Linked DNA regions of Homo sapiens: region 2 is linked to region 1. A link is an interaction called in ENCODE POLR2A ChIA-PET data of the cell type or tissue named here. Cell type or tissue: B cell. All regions are shown on one strand. Each heading gives the region's core, and the rest is flanking DNA. Links, peaks and the distances in the headings are about the cores only. Region 1 overlaps ARRDC2 (arrestin domain containing 2). Region 2 overlaps MAST3 (microtubule associated serine/threonine kinase 3).

What was found. Peaks named below come from ENCODE experiments on the same cell type or tissue, not always from the same donor. Only the 100,000 strongest peaks of a DNase experiment are listed, where the experiment ranks them.
Region 2: POLR2A ChIA-PET joins it to region 1 with 13 read pairs; 14 of 35 experiments call an interaction of 5 or more read pairs at or near these places.

The regions. Positions count from the first base shown.
Region 1 is chr19:18,012,398-18,019,782 of GRCh38, reverse strand. It overlaps ARRDC2 (arrestin domain containing 2), which reads right to left. Exons shown (of 8, transcript NM_015683.2): 8 at 5,681-6,870. The coding sequence ends at 6,817. Among named protein-coding and RNA genes, the nearest start is that of ARRDC2, 7.9 kb to the right of the region's middle. RefSeq lists an enhancer at 6,020-6,520. In B cell, for the core only: no CTCF peak of the experiment used is centred there; DNase peaks (open chromatin) are centred at 2,142, 2,302, 3,122 and 3,439; H3K27ac peaks cover 2,201 bases.
Region 2 is chr19:18,114,278-18,121,662 of GRCh38, reverse strand. All of the region lies in intron 3 of MAST3 (microtubule associated serine/threonine kinase 3), which reads right to left. Among named protein-coding and RNA genes, the nearest start is that of MAST3, 20 kb to the right of the region's middle. RefSeq lists enhancers at 3,355-3,404, 2,891-3,762 and a silencer at 3,495-3,954. In B cell, for the core only: no CTCF peak of the experiment used is centred there; a DNase peak (open chromatin) is centred at 3,792; H3K4me3 peaks cover 1,478 bases; H3K27ac peaks cover 1,492 bases.

The DNA of each region.
Region 1 (7,385 bases), core at 1,901-4,400:
GCTAGTCAGGAGGCCAAGGCATGAGAATTGCTTGAACTCGGGTGGCAGAGTTTGCAGTGAGCCGAGATCGAGGCTTTCCACTCCAGCTTGGACAATGCTGTCTCAAAAAAAAAAAGAAAAGAAAAAAAAAAGAAAAAGGCCGGGCGTGGTGGCTCATGCCTGTAATCTCAGCACTTTGGGAGGCCGAGGTGGGCAGATCACGAGGTCAGGAGATCGAGACCATCCTGGCGAACACTGTGAAACCCCGTCTCTACTAAAAATACAAAAAAAAAATTAGCCAGGCGTAGTGGTGGGCGCCCGTAGTCCCAGCTACTTGGGAGGCTGAGGCAGGAGAATGGCATGAACCCGGGGGGCGGAGCTTGCAGTGAGCAGAGATCAACCCACTGCACTCCAGCCTGGGCAACAGAGTGAGACTCTGTCTCAAAAAAAAAAAAAAAAAGAGGAGTCTTCATCCACATCAAAGTAGGCAGAGCAGTGGTCCCCCAGTCACTTAGTCAACCACCCTCATGCCTGCTGCATGCTGGGGCGGGGGTCAGAGCCTGGATCTGGCCCTGCCCACAGAGGGTCAGACAAACAAATGAACATCTAAGTAGTAATTTCAGAGCGTGATGAGGGCTAGGAAGACTACAGAACAGAGAGATAGGAGAGGGAGTGATGGAGGGGGTGGCAACTTTGGCCAGGAGGTTGGAGTGGCTCTGAAAAAGTGAGGCCAGGGGGTAAAGAGAAACCACCAATGGGGGAAGAGCCTTTTCGCAGGGGGAATAGTATATGAGAAGTCCCCAAGGTAAAAATCAGCTTGGAGGGCCGGGCGCGGTGGCTCAAACCTGTAATCCCAGCACTTTGGGAGGCCGAGGCAGGTGGATCATTTGAGGTCAGGTGTTCAAGACCAGCCTGGCCAGTATGGTGAAACCCTGTCTTTATTAAAAATACAAAAATTAGCTGAGCATGGTGGTGGGCACCTGTAGTCGCAGCTACTTGGGAGGCTGAGGCAGAATCACTTGAACCTGGGAGGCGGAGATTGCAGTGAGCCGAGATCGAGCCACTGCACTCCAGCCTGGGCAACAGAGTGAGGCTCTGTCTAAAAGATAAAAATAATAAAAATAAAAATCAGCTTGGAGTGTTTGAGTAGCAGACGGGGAGGGAGGGGGAGCTGGAGGGAGAGGTGGGCAGGGGGTCTTACGGGCCTGGAGAGGGTTGGGGTTTTTGTTATTTCGTTATTTTTTATTTATTTATTTATTTTTGAGACAGAGTGTCACTCTGTCGCCCAGGCTGGAGTGCGGTGGCTCAATCTCCACTTACTCACTGCAAGCTCCGCCTCCCGGGCTCACACCGTTCTCTTGCCTCAGCCTCCGGAGTAGCTGGGACTACAGGTGCCCGCCACCACGCCCGGAGAACTTTTTGTATTTTTAGTGGAGATGGGGTTTCACTGTGTTAGCCAGGATGGTCTTGATCTCCTGACCTCGTGATCCACCCGCCTTGGCCTCCCAAAGTGCTGGGATTACTGTGCCCGGCCTGCTGTTGTTGTTGTTATTATTATTATTATTATTGGAGAAAAATTCTTGCCACGTCACCCAGGCTGGAGTACAGTGGTTTGATCATCGCTCACTGCAGGCTAGACCTCCTGGGCCAAGTGATTCTCCCACCTCAGCCTCCTGAGTAGCTGGGACCATAGGCACATGCCACCAGGCCCAGCTAATGTTTACATTTTTTTTTTTGTAGAGATGGGGTCTCGCTCTGTTGCCCAGGCTGGTCTCAAACTCCTGGCCTTACGTGATCCTCCCACCTCAGCCTCTCAAAGTGCTGGATCACAGGCGTGAGCCACCGCGCCCGGCCTCATTTCATGTTTGATAGAAGTTGACCACCTGCCTTTGGGCTCCCTAGGCCCCTCCCCATGTTCAGGAAGTTTCCTGAATTGGGACTATCTGGGCCAGCTTAATCCTGGTTGTTGATCATCTGAACCGGAAAGTTCTCCTTCTGTCAGGATCAAGTTCCCCATAGTTGCAGACTCAGGAGTCCTGAGGACACGGGGCGTCTTGTCCTCCCACCCCCGCTGGGTGGAATCTTTTTGTCGCACTGTACCCACATCCCTTGCTGGAATAAATACCTTAGACTCTCCTCTGTTTGGGAACATGGATCTGGAAACTGATATGTCTTGCACACCCCGCATGACAAATAACTCATTTCCTACTGAGACTGTCAGTTCGGCTTCTAGTGACTGTGCTGTGGGAATGCTTCCTCTCTGCTGGCCCCAGGGACCTCCCATGTATGGCATGCTCCAAGCTTGATGCCAGGTCAAAGGAGGTCTTGGTAGACCTTAGAACCAGGGGTAGCAGGAAAGGAGGGCTCACCCTCAGGCCAGAGGAAGGACGTGATTGAGGACTGTGGTAGGGTGTGGGGATGGGCTGTCTCCCAGAGTCTCAGATGACAAAACAGGCTCAGACGCAAGGTGACCTGCCTGCAGTCACACAGAGAGCCAAGCCCTACCTAACCCAGATCTCCTCATGTCCAGCCCCTGGGTCCCCCAGTCCTCATCCCTGGCTCCTAGCCCTGACAATGGCCATTCCAGCCTCCAGCCTGCCAGTTAATTTCTGCTGCCTTGGGCAGGCTGGCTGGGACAGCCTGGGCTATCAGACTAGGGTTTCTTTTTGTTTTTGTTTTTGTTTTTTTGAGACAGTCTTGCTCTGTCACCCAGGCTGGAGTGCAGTGGCACGATCTCGGCTCACTGCAATCTCCACCTCCTGGGTTCACACCATTCTCCTGCCTCAGCCTCCCGAGTAGCTGGGACTACAGGCACACGCCACCACGCCCGGCTAATTTTTTTCTATTTGTAGTAGAGACGGGGTTTTACCGTATTAGCCAGGATGGTCTTGGTCTCCTGACCTCGTGATCCACCCACCTCAGCCTCCCAAAGTGCTGGAATTACAGGCTTGAGCCACCGCGCCCGGCCCAGACTAGGGTTTCAATAGGGCCTTGCCCAACCTTGGAGGGGCACGAGGGCTTAGGTGAGACAGGCAGAGCTTCAGCAGGAGCTTGAGGGGCACAGTATCATGTGGCCTGAGGGCGGCATGGACTCTGGAGTCTAAGAGGCAGTGTTTATATATTTTTTTGAGACAGGATCTCACTCTGTCGCCAAGGCTAGAGTGCAGTGGTGCGATCATAGCTCGCTGCAGCCGCGATTTCCCAGGCTCAGGTGATCCTCCTAACCTCATCCCCCTGAGTAGCTAGAACTAGAGGTCCACACTGCCACACCTGGTTAATTTTTTATATATTTTTTTTTTTGTAGAGTCGGGATCTTGCTATGTTGCCCAGGCTGGTCTCAAACTCCTAGGCTCAAGCGATTCTCCTGCTTTGGCCTCCCAAAGTGCTGGGATTTACAGGTGTGAGCCACTGTGCCTGGCCCAAGGGGCAGTTTTGAGTGCTGGCCGTCTCAGTCCTGACTGTGGGACCCAAGTGGAGCATCTCCCTCCCTCCCTTCCTTCCTCTTCCCTTTGTTTCTCTTTCTCTCTCTCTCCCTCCCTCCCTCCCTCCCTTCCTTCCTCTTCCCTTTGTTTCTCTTTCTCTCTCTCTCTCCCTCCCTCCCTCCCCCCTTTCTTTTCTTTTCTCTTTTTTTTTCTCTTCTTTTCTCCTCCCTCCCTCCCTTCTTTCTTATTTCCTTTTTTTTCTTTTCTTTTTTTTTTTTTTTTGAGAAAGGGTCTCACTACTCTGTCACCCAGGCTGGAGTGCAGTGGCATGATCTCAGCTCACTGCAGCCTCTACCTCCCGGGTCCAAGTGATTCTTCTGCCTCAGCCTCCGAAGTAGCCGAGATTACAGGTGCCTGCACCACGTCTCACTGATTTTTGTATTCTTTTTAGAAGAGACAGGATTTCACCATGTTGGCCAGGCTAGTCTCTTTCTCTTGAGCTCACTATCCCCACCTGTAACTCCAGAAGAATAACAGCCCCACGCCACTAGGGCCACCTAACAGCTCCGTGGGTTTTCAAAGTAATCCTTGAACACACGTGTTCTTAGCAGCAAGATTCACTATAGCCAAGCCGTGGAAACAACCCAGATGTCCATCCGCGGATGAATGGCTAAACACAATGTGGTCTACGCACACAATGGAATATTATTCAACCAGAAAAAGGAATGAAGTTCTGACACATAGTACAATGTGGATGAACCCGGAAAACATGCTGAGTGATAAAAGCCAGACACAAAAGGCCGCATGATTCCATTGATATGAAATGTTCACAATAGGCAAATCCAGAGACAGAAAGTGGTTGCTGGAGGTGGGGGAAGGGGAATGGGGATTGATCACTAGTGGGGACAGGGTTTCCTTTGGCAGGGATAGAAATGTTCTGGAAATAGATGGTGGTGATGGTTGCATAACATCGTAAATAGCCAGGTCGGTTGTGATGGTTCACATCTGTAATCCGAGTACTTTGGGAGGCTGAGGCGGGAGGACTGCTGGAGCCCAGGAATTTAAGACCCACCTGAGAAACAAAGGGAGATCGTGTCTCTACAAAAAAATAATTAGCTGGGTGTGGTGGTACACACTTGTGGTCCCAACCACTCGAGGAGCTGAGGCAAGTGGATCTCTTGAGCCCAGGATCTCTTGAGGCTGCTGTGATCGGGCCATTGCACTCCAGCCTGGGCAACAGAGTGAGAACATCTCAAAACCAAACAAAAGAAACATTATGAGTATTAAATGCTACATTGTAAAGTGTACTAAATTGAATACTTTCAAGTGGTGAATTTTACAATATGTGAATTTCACCTCAATAAAAACAAATCCAGGGCTAGGCATGGTGGCTCACACCTGTAATCCCAGCACTTTGGGAGGCGGAGGCAGGCAGATCACCTGAGGTCAGGAGTTTGAGACCAGCCTGGCCAACATGGTAAAACCCTGTCTCTACTAAAAAAATAGAAAAATTAGCCAGGCGTGGTGGCACATGCCTGTAATTCCAGCTACTTTCGAGGCTGAAACAGGAGAATCATTTGAACCCGGGAGGCGGAGGTTGCAGTGAGCCAAGACCAAGCCATTGCACTCCAGCCTGGGTGACACAGCGAAACTCTGTCTTAAAAAAAAAAGAAAGAAAGAAAAAAAAAATAAACCCCGTCTCTACTAAAAATTCAAAAATTAGCCGGGTGTGGTGGCAGGCACCTGTAATCCCAGCTACTTGGAGGCTGAGGCAGGAGAATCGCTTGAACCCAGGAGGTGGAGGTTGTAGTGAGCTGAGATCACACCACTACACTCTACACTATGCCTGAGCGACACAGCAAGACTCCTTCTGAAAAACAAAAACAAACAGAAAAAAACCCACAAAAACCAAACCTAGACTCAGATGACAGGATGTTCCCGTACTCAGGCGGCTCCTCCCAGCCCCAGCCCCCTGCTCCCCACTCTCTGAGGATAGAGTTCTCTGCTTGTCCTCCACTGTTCAGCCCCCGCCAGCCTCTGAGACTCCGATAGGCGGTGCAGGTATGGGGCCCAGGGCTCAGCTCCCACCCCAGCTCAGCCTCCTCATATGTCCTTGGACCAACCCCCTCCCAGTCCTGGGCCTCAGTTTCCCCTTCTCAATCATGAGCCCCTTTGCCTTCCTTGGCCAGGAATTTAGTCTCCAAGATAGTGACCAGGGATGGCAGTCCCAGTTCCCTCAGCAGCCAGATCGGGGGCGGAAATAAACCAAGAAGCCCGGATTCTTTCTCCACACGTTTACTTTTAAAAAATAATTGTACAAAACAGAATGAATTCTTAAGGCATATCAGAAATGCTGAGTCCCAGGCCGGGGCCCTGCCCCAGCCAGGGCTGGGACTCTGCAGTTGGGAGCTTGTCCAGCTGCCCCCTCTAATGCTTTTCTCCTCCAGGACACAGGGAGCCTCCGGAAGCACAGTAGTCCCCGTGTGTCACCTTAGGCTGACCTCTGTCCCCAGGGGTGACGTAATGCTGTCACTGTCTTGAATTCTTCATCGTTTAACAGGGAGCCCAGTGTTTTCACTTTGCACATTGGGTATCTGGTCTTGCCTGTCCTACCCTGAACCTGGGTTCCCTGGGCCATGTAACACCCAGGCAGCTCTGATGCCCCTGGGTACTTGGAGGAGCTCCCAGGAAGTCCAAGCCTGCGCCAGGAATCTCTGGCTTTCAAAGTCTTCAAAGGCTGGAGCGGCTGCCCCTGCCACCCACAGACTCCACATAGCTCTGACAACCTGCTTTCCTGAACGCCTCGTTCCTGGGTCCTTTCACCCACCAGACCTCACTGTGTGGCCTCAACTCTGAGGCACCTGCCCTCTGAACCCCCAGTTCTACAATAAACGGGGTGGATTCCAAACGTCACTCAGCTCTGACCTTCTCTGACCTTTATTCCTCATTCGTCTGCCTGCTGAGCTCCTATTCGTACTCCAAAGCCTCAGCTAAAATGCCCTTTCCGCAAGGACGCCTTCTCTGCTTCCTGTCTGGACTCTCACAGTTGCAGGTCTCTTCTTCTGGTTCTGTGATGCTGGAACTGTCTATGTCTGGCTCTGTTTCTCCCAGACTGAAGGCTCCTAGGGGATTCCAGCACCACCAATTGGCTGGGAAGACAGGTTATTAAACAGTCTCTCGGATACTGCACTGGGCATTCAATGCCTCACAAGGACAGCGGTCCAGGTAAGTCAGATTCCAGCCGGGCTCTTCCTCTGTCCCATGTGATATCCGAAAGGCCCCCGCCTCACTCTGAGACTTGGTTCCCCAACTTTGATGCAGTCGGGGAGGTCAGCCCTTGGTCCAGCCACTCCCCACAGTCATGGTGGCTGAAAGCTGGTGTGCAACCTTGTTCCTCGAGGGGTCCCTGTGCCGTTCAGCAAGTCATGCAGCGCGGCCTCATGTCCCCCAAGAGTGGGTTTGGATCCTCCTAAGAGAAATGTTCCCATTAAGCCTCAGAGAACACTGGAAACAGAAATTCAGAAATACCGCTCCCCATCTAGCCATCTCCCAACTCCCGCCCTTGACCAGGGATGAGGCCATCAGGAGGTGGTGTCTAGGGCAGACTGGGGTGCAAGGAGGGTTTTGGAGCTGAGTGTATACCGTCCCTTGGTATCCACAGGGGATTGGTTCCAGGAACCCCGTGGATACCAAAATCCACAGATGCTCAGGTCCCTGATATAAAATGGCATAATATTTGCGGATAATCTAAGCCCATCCTCCTGTGTACTTTATTTTTATTTCATTTTATTTTTCGAGACAGAGTCTCGCTTTGTCACCCAGGCTGGAATGCAGTGGCGCAATCTCGGCTCACTGCAACCTCTACCTCCTGGGTTCAAGCGATTCTCCTGCCTCAGCCTCGTGAGTAGCTGGGATCACAGGTGGATGCCACCACACCCAGCTAATTTTTGTATTTTTGGTAGAGACCTGGTTTCGCCATGTTGG
Region 2 (7,385 bases), core at 2,636-5,135, 100 kb before region 1:
GGTAGGTGGCTGCCCAGGGCCCCGCGCTAAGCCACCTGCCCAGCCTAAATCACACTCGCAGCCCGTTCTGGAGAAGGATGGGATGTTGGACATGGCCACTCCCACTCTGCCCCCAGCTGGGTTCCCCCATGGCCCTTAGCCAGGTCTTCAAGGCCCAGGAGGGAATCACCCCTCAACTAACATTCCTTATTATTGACACTACTGCTGGCCAGGCATGGTGGCTCACGCCAGTAACCCCAGTGCTTTGGAAGGCCAAGGTGGGAGGATCCTCTGAAGCCAGGAGTTCAAGACCAGCCTGGGCAACATAGCAAGACCCCGTCTCTATACAAAATTTAAAAATTAGCTGGGTGTGGTGGTGCACGCCTGTAGTCCCAGCTACTCAGAAGGCTGAGGCAAGAGGATCGCTTGAGCCTCAGGAGGTCAAGGCTGCCGTGAGCCATGATGGTGCCACAGCACTCCAGCCTAGGTGACAGCACAAGGCCCTCTCTCTTAAAAAAACAAAAACAAGGCTGGGCACAGTGGCTCATCCCTGTAATCCCAGCACTTTGGGAGGCCGAGGCATGCGGATCACCTGAGGTCAGGAGTTTGAGACCATCCTGGTAAACATGGTGAAACCCGTCTCTACTAAAAACACAAAAATTAGGTCGGGCATGGTGACTCACACCTGTAATCCCAGTACTTTGGGAGGCCGAGGTGGGTAGATCACCTGAGATCAGGAGTTTGAGACCAGCCTGACCAACAGGGAGGAACCCTTTCTGTACTAAAAATACAAAATTAGCTGGGCGTGGTGATGCATGCCTGTAATCCCAGCTACTTGGTAGGCTGAGGCAGGAGAATCGCTTGAACCCAGGAGGTGGAGGTTGTGGTGAGATCGTGCCGTTACACTCCAGCCTGGGCAACAAGAGTGAAACTCCGTCTCAAAAAACAAAACAAAACAAAACAAAACAAAAAAACCAAAAATTAGCCAGGTGTGGTAGTGCATGCTTATAATCCCAGCTACTCAGGAGGCTGGGGCAGAGAATCACTTGAACCCAGGAGGCGGAGGTTGCAGTGGGCTGAGATAGTGCCATTGCATTCCAGCCTGGGCGACACGAGTGAAACTTCATCTGAAAAACAATAACAAAAACCAACACAAACTATTGGCAGTGTTGTTATTAACAGCAATGGCATGAAGTGCTTCTAGCCTGATGGAGGACACTACATATGGCCAGGAGCCCCTGGACCAGCTTTTCAGGGTTCTGTGTCACAGTCCCACCCCCACACTTTTCCCTGTACCATGGCTACTGCCAGCAGCACCAGCAAATCAGGTGAACCAAACACACCCTGGAGCCCAGATATGGGCTGAGACACCCCATTCTATATACCCCTCTTGAAGCCCCTGCTCCCATCTCTTGACAACCCTCCTTCTTCTCAAGATGCCCCTAAAATGCCAATGTGACCCAACTAGAAACCCTAAATGCAACCTCTTTCACAGTCCTGCCTCTTCTGCTGAACTTTTGCCCACGTTTTCCTCTTTCCATCCCAGTTCCCTTCTGGCCACCAGATCCCTGGCCCAGGTCTCTCACACCCTGCCTGGCTTCTTCTCCCACCTGGGCCCTGGCCTCAGCCCACACCTTGACAGAAGGAAGTTGGGAGCGACACCGTCCCCCGCCCCACCAGAGCAGTTGCCCAGCAACAGCTCTGCTCCACAAGAGCATCAGCCCACACACCCCAAGCCGCCAACGCAGCTCAGCGGCGGGAGAATCTCGCGGGGAGGGAGAGATGAAGTCTCGGGGCCTCCGAGGTGCAGAAATGGGGTCCCAGGCAGAATGCTCGGAGCAGGTCAATCCATGGGAGAACAAGCGTATGATCATCAAAGGACACAGGTGACAAGGTGGGCAGGGAGAAGAGGCCCAGCCTGTCTACGTCTCCACATGTGGCTGCCCCTTGAGCCTGTTTCCTCATCTCTACCTTGAAGGATGAAACCTACCACATCCAGTGCTCAGCTTTGGGTCGGACTCGGGTACATACACTGTTGTCTTTGCCTAGACAATGCTCACAGGGCCTGGCTCACGCCGGGAGGGCAGCCAGTGCCTCCTGAGTGAATTACATCCCCAACATCTGCCAATTCCAACAAGCCCCAGAGTTGGGAATGACCAGCTGAGCCCATTTTCCAGACTGGGAAACTGAAGCCACAGATGTCAACAGTCACAGTGATTGTCTCCCAGCCTGAGCTGCAGAAGCAAAAGTGAAACCCACAGGTTTCTGCAAAACTTCCTGCCAACCCCTCAATGCACGCTCACCTGGCTGTCTCCACATCCTCTCCCAGCCCCTCACCTGGTTCCTCGCCCCCACACTGCACCACCAGCACCCTCCCTCCCCGATCCTGCTGTATCACTTGCTGCTTCCAAAAGCATTTGGGAAAAACACTTCGTTGCCCTCCCTCCTGTTCTTGGGCGAGGTCTTCTTGAAAACACGGCCAAATGTGAGGCCTCAAAGGAGAACTAAGCATCATCTGTTCACTTCCCAAGCATCTATGCAGGGCCGACTGTTTGTTCAACTCTTCCTGGAGGAGATCCAGGACCTCGAGAAGTTGCCATTTGAGAACGATCCTCTCTTGGTACCCAGGACACAACAGAGAGAATGTGGCAGAAAGCAGGGGCCTGAAGCCAGCCTCCTGCACCTCATCCCTCTGGCACCCATATTCCCCCTCCAATGCTCCCCACGATCTTGGAGGTAAGTTTAAGCCCTGGACTCAGCATTCAAGGTCTTTCGGTAGCTGGTCCCACCGCCCAGACTTTGCCCCAGTCCAGCACCAATGAGAAACCCAAGCACAGAGAGGTTAAGGAGCTACTTGAGGTCACACAGCCTGGTAGTGGCTGAGTCGAAATTTGAACCCAGGTCTGGTAGAATCCACAGCCCTCACTTATCCTCTCTGCTTTTCAAAAGGGGAAACTGAGACTCCAAGAGCGGTGAGGCTTTGGCGGGGGTTAACCCCAACTATCTGGACTCCTGACACCCCACCCAAATGCCAGCCTCGTGCAGTAAATATTTGCTTCTGAGCCAACATTTCTGCTGAATGGACCCCCAGCGGCAGATCAGCCTCAGTTTTTCCAAGAAGTTCCTCCCTGGTTCTGCCCAGCCCTGGACACCCGGGTTCAAATCCTAGCTCAATCTCAACTCACTCCTGTCTGTCACCACCCCAGCTGCGACGCTGGCGGACAGACACCCCAGTCCAGGGAACGAGGGGCGAAAGGAGGGTGCCAGGGACCCCAGGGGACACCTCGATCCACAGGCGTCCTCCCCCCTTCCCACTGCTGCCACAGACAGACGCTCGCCGTGGTCCGCGCCACGCGGCCAGGACACACTTCTGGCAACTCCTGTTTGCTCGGCTGGCCGCCGAGCCTTCGCCGGCGCCGTGCCCCCTACCTCTTGGAGCGCTGCAGCAGCGCGCCTTTTGCCAGGCGGCTCCGATGGCCGGGAGCCGCCACCGCCGTCCAGTAGCTGGGGTCGGACATGCTGCTTCCCTTTGTGCCGCCGCAGCCGCCCGAGGCCGGGAAGGGAGGCCTCGGCGGTGGGATCGGCCCCAGGAGCCCCGCGGAGCCGGACAGGGAGGGGGGCGCACGGGGCTGCGGGGATGGGGGGGCGGCGAGAAGGAAGCGCGCGCCCCCGAGCGCGACTGGAACTCCGCCCAGGCGAGTGCGGGGGCGGGGCCGTTGGGGGCGGGGCCTGTCGGGAGGCGGAGCGAGCGACGCGGAAGCGAGGCCGGCGGACCCGCGTGCCGGCGAGTGGGCGGGGCGCTGCCATGGCCGCGGGCGGAGAGGCGGAGCGTTGCTAGGGCCGCGGGCGGCTGAGGCCGGGCGTTGCTACGACCGCGGGCGGCGGGGGCGGGGCGTTGGCAGCACCTTAACCTCGAGCTAGGGGCAGGCATTTTGGCTCCTTTCTGCTAAAATGTAAATCTAATCGCTCCCTCCATCTTTTTCCTCTCTCCCAGAGCACTGACCCCTTCTCAGTGCGGCACCCAAGACCCACCCCAGCGTCCTGGCCGGCTCATGCTACCACGCCCACCCTGGCCCCACTGCTTGGAATCTAGCCTGGCAAAACTGCGTCCTCTCCTCTGAAAAACCCGCTTTCCTGTCTGTCCGGCTATGTCTTCCCCAGGCTGGGGGCTCCTTAGGGTCCCAGCAGCTCCCAGCACCGGACTGGCATAGAGGGTGTGTTTGGCAAATTGAGTCGGGGCGTCTGACATGCTCTGTCTGTGTGTGGCGGGAAAGGCCATCAGCCCTGCCTCAGTTAGGAAGCAGCCACCTGATTGAACTCCAGCCTCAGTCTCCTCAACTGTGAAATTGGAGGAAAACTGAACTGACATGAGAATTACACAAATCAGATGTAAGGGGGCGCTTCCAAGGGCACCTGGTATATGTTCCATATCTATATATAATTTATCTCTATAAACGATAGCATCAGGCTAACTTCCAGGCCTCTGTTTCCCCATGCGTAACATCCCCCATACTGAAAACAGAATAAAATCTGAGACACAGAGCCTGGAACAGGGCTGAGGGTACAATATGTGTTCACTATGGAAGCAGAAGTGTCTCCCACCGTAAGGACTGAATTAATGCTTCCTCCTGTCATGACAGCCCAGGCAAGTCAGGGGCAGTGTCATCATGAGGGATGCCCCTTCCTGGGCCACAGGACACTTTGGGACCCAGTCCAGGCCCAATGCTGGGGCCCAGGCTTCATAGCTAAAGAGACAAATTTTTTTTTTTTGAGACAGAGTTTCGCTCTCGTTGCCCAGGCTGGAATGCAATGGCGCAGTCTCAGCTTACTGCAGCCTCCGCCTCCTGGGTTCAAACGATTCTCCTGTCTCAGCCTCCCGAGAAGCTGGGATTACAGGTGTTGCACCACCACGCCCAGCTAATTTTTTTGTATTTTTAGTAGAGACGGAGTTTCACCATGTTGGCCAGGCTCGTCTCAAACTCCTGACCTCAGGTGATCCTCCCGCCTTGGCCTCCCAAAGTGCCGGGATTACAGGCGTGAGCCACCTTGCCCAGCCAACAGGAAACAATTCAATGAGCAAGATAATTTCGGCTGGGCGTGGTGGCTCACGCCTGTAATCCCAGCACTTTGGGAGGCCGAAGCGGGCGGATCACCTGAGGTCAGGAGTTTGAGACCAGCCTGGCCAACAAGGTGAAACCCAGTCTCTACTAAAAAAAATACAAAATTAGCTGGGCGTGGTGGCACGTCCCTATAATCCCAACTACTTGGGAGGCTGAGGCAGGAGAATCGCTTGAACCCAGGAGGCGGAGGTTGCAGTGAGCTGAGATAGCACCATTGCACTCCATCCTGGGCAACAAGAGCGAAACTCTGTCTCAAAAAAATAAAAAAAAATAAAAAATAAAAGAAATAAAAGTACAAAAGAAATAGCTGGGCATGGTGGTGCATGCCTGTATTCCCAGCTGCTCTGGAGGCTGAGGTGGTAGAATCACTTGTACCCGGGAGGTGGAGGTTGCAGTGGGCCGAGATCACACCAATGCACTCCAGCCTGGGTGATAGAGCGAGACTCCGTCTCAAAAAAAAAAAAAAAAAAAAAGATAATTTCAAATACCAAGGCTGAGAAGGGAAGAGAAAGGAGAGAACACTGCAAGGGGCGACTTTAGCCAGGAGGCCTCTCAGAGGAGGTAATGCTGCAGCCAGCCAGAAATGGAGGAGGAAGGAGCTGGCTATGCAGAAAGCGTGTCCCAGGCAAAGGGCACAACTCTCTGAGGCAGCACTGAGGGCAAAATGCCAGCGGGGCTGACCACATAAGCCTTGTGGGCTGCAGGGAGGAGTGCAATTGTATTGTAGGAGCAATGGGGAGCCATGGAGGGTGCTTGAGCAGAGAAAGGGTATGATGTGGACTACGTTTGTAAACCCCCTTGTGTCTGCTATGGGGAGCAGACTGCTGGGGGACAGGAATGAAGGTAGCAGGAGGCCAGTAAGGGTCTGGGACGGTGTCTGGGAGGGGAATATTGAAGCTGTGGAGAAAAGTGGGTGGATTTGGGACTTGTTTTGAGACCAGGGGAGATGGTGGTTTTGAGACCACCAGAGATGGTGATGAGTATGGGAGTGGTCACCTATGACCCCCAGGTATGCAGCCCAAGCCTCATGCGGGGTGCAGATTCTCTTGAGTCTGGGGACCCAAGTGGGGATGGGGCCACAGTCTCCACTTGCTGTCACTACGTGCTGAGCCACCCCATATGCACGGGGACACACCTTTGCACACACTCGGTAAAGGCGCTGCCCCCTCGTCCCCAGCCACAGCTACACCCAGTAACACCTACACACCCCCTATTACATACACCCACTGCCCTGACATCTGTAGCAGGGAGAGAACCTTCTCCCATGCTCATTTGTCCTCAGTTTCCCCCTCTGCAAAACAGGGCTGCAGCTGACAATCCAGAGGGCCTGCTGCCACGGTGAAGGCCTTCCATGAAAGGCTGGCTGAGCCACTGATCTCTGGTGTCGGCCCACTGCTCCCCAGATCATGCCCTTCCCCCTGCTCACAAACCCTCCATGGCTCCCTATTGCTCTCACAGCAAAACAAAACTGCATTCCTGGGTGAATCCCTCTCCCAGGGGTCATATCCTAGCCCTGTCCCTGACAAACTCTGTGACATTGGCATTTGACTCTCCCTGCATGTGCTGTGACTGTAAATGCCAAAGTCTCAGGTAGATATACAGACACCCCCGTTCAACGGTCCCTTTTTAGTGGGACTACCCCAGCGCTTCCCACCTGCCCATATATCTGTGCCGCTCCCAGCACCACACTCTATGGCTCCTAGTGCCCTAGGTAGAAAATCCACATTCTTCCTGCCCTTGGGATTTGAGGCTCCAGAAGGAAAGTGTCTCTGACGATGCTGTTGCTGCCTGGAACAGCCACTTTGCCTATGAGCGCCCAACTCATGGCCTTCTTCAACAACACCCCCAACCCCCAATGCTATCACTACCACAAGGACAGCCCTCCCAGATACTGCCCATTCATCTAAGCCACATGCATTAACTGAGCACCTGCTGTATACACCCTGGGCCTGCCCTGAGTCTACGATATGACCAGGACAGACAAGGTCTGGTCTCGGAGAGGCTGTCAAACCTCTGGGTGAGAAAAATAACTGGATAATCACACAAGACAATGTGGAAATTAAATCTCTGGGGTTGGCTGGGTGCCGTGGCTTATGCCTGTAATCCCAACATTTTGGGAGGCTGAGATGGGCAGATCGCTTGAACTCAGGAGTTCGAGACCAGCCTGGCCAACATGGTGAAACCCTGTCTCTACTAAAAATACAAAACTAGCAGGGCGTGGTGGCGCATGTCTGTAATCCCAGCTACTCTCGAGGCTGAGGCAGGAGAATCACTTGAACCCAGGAG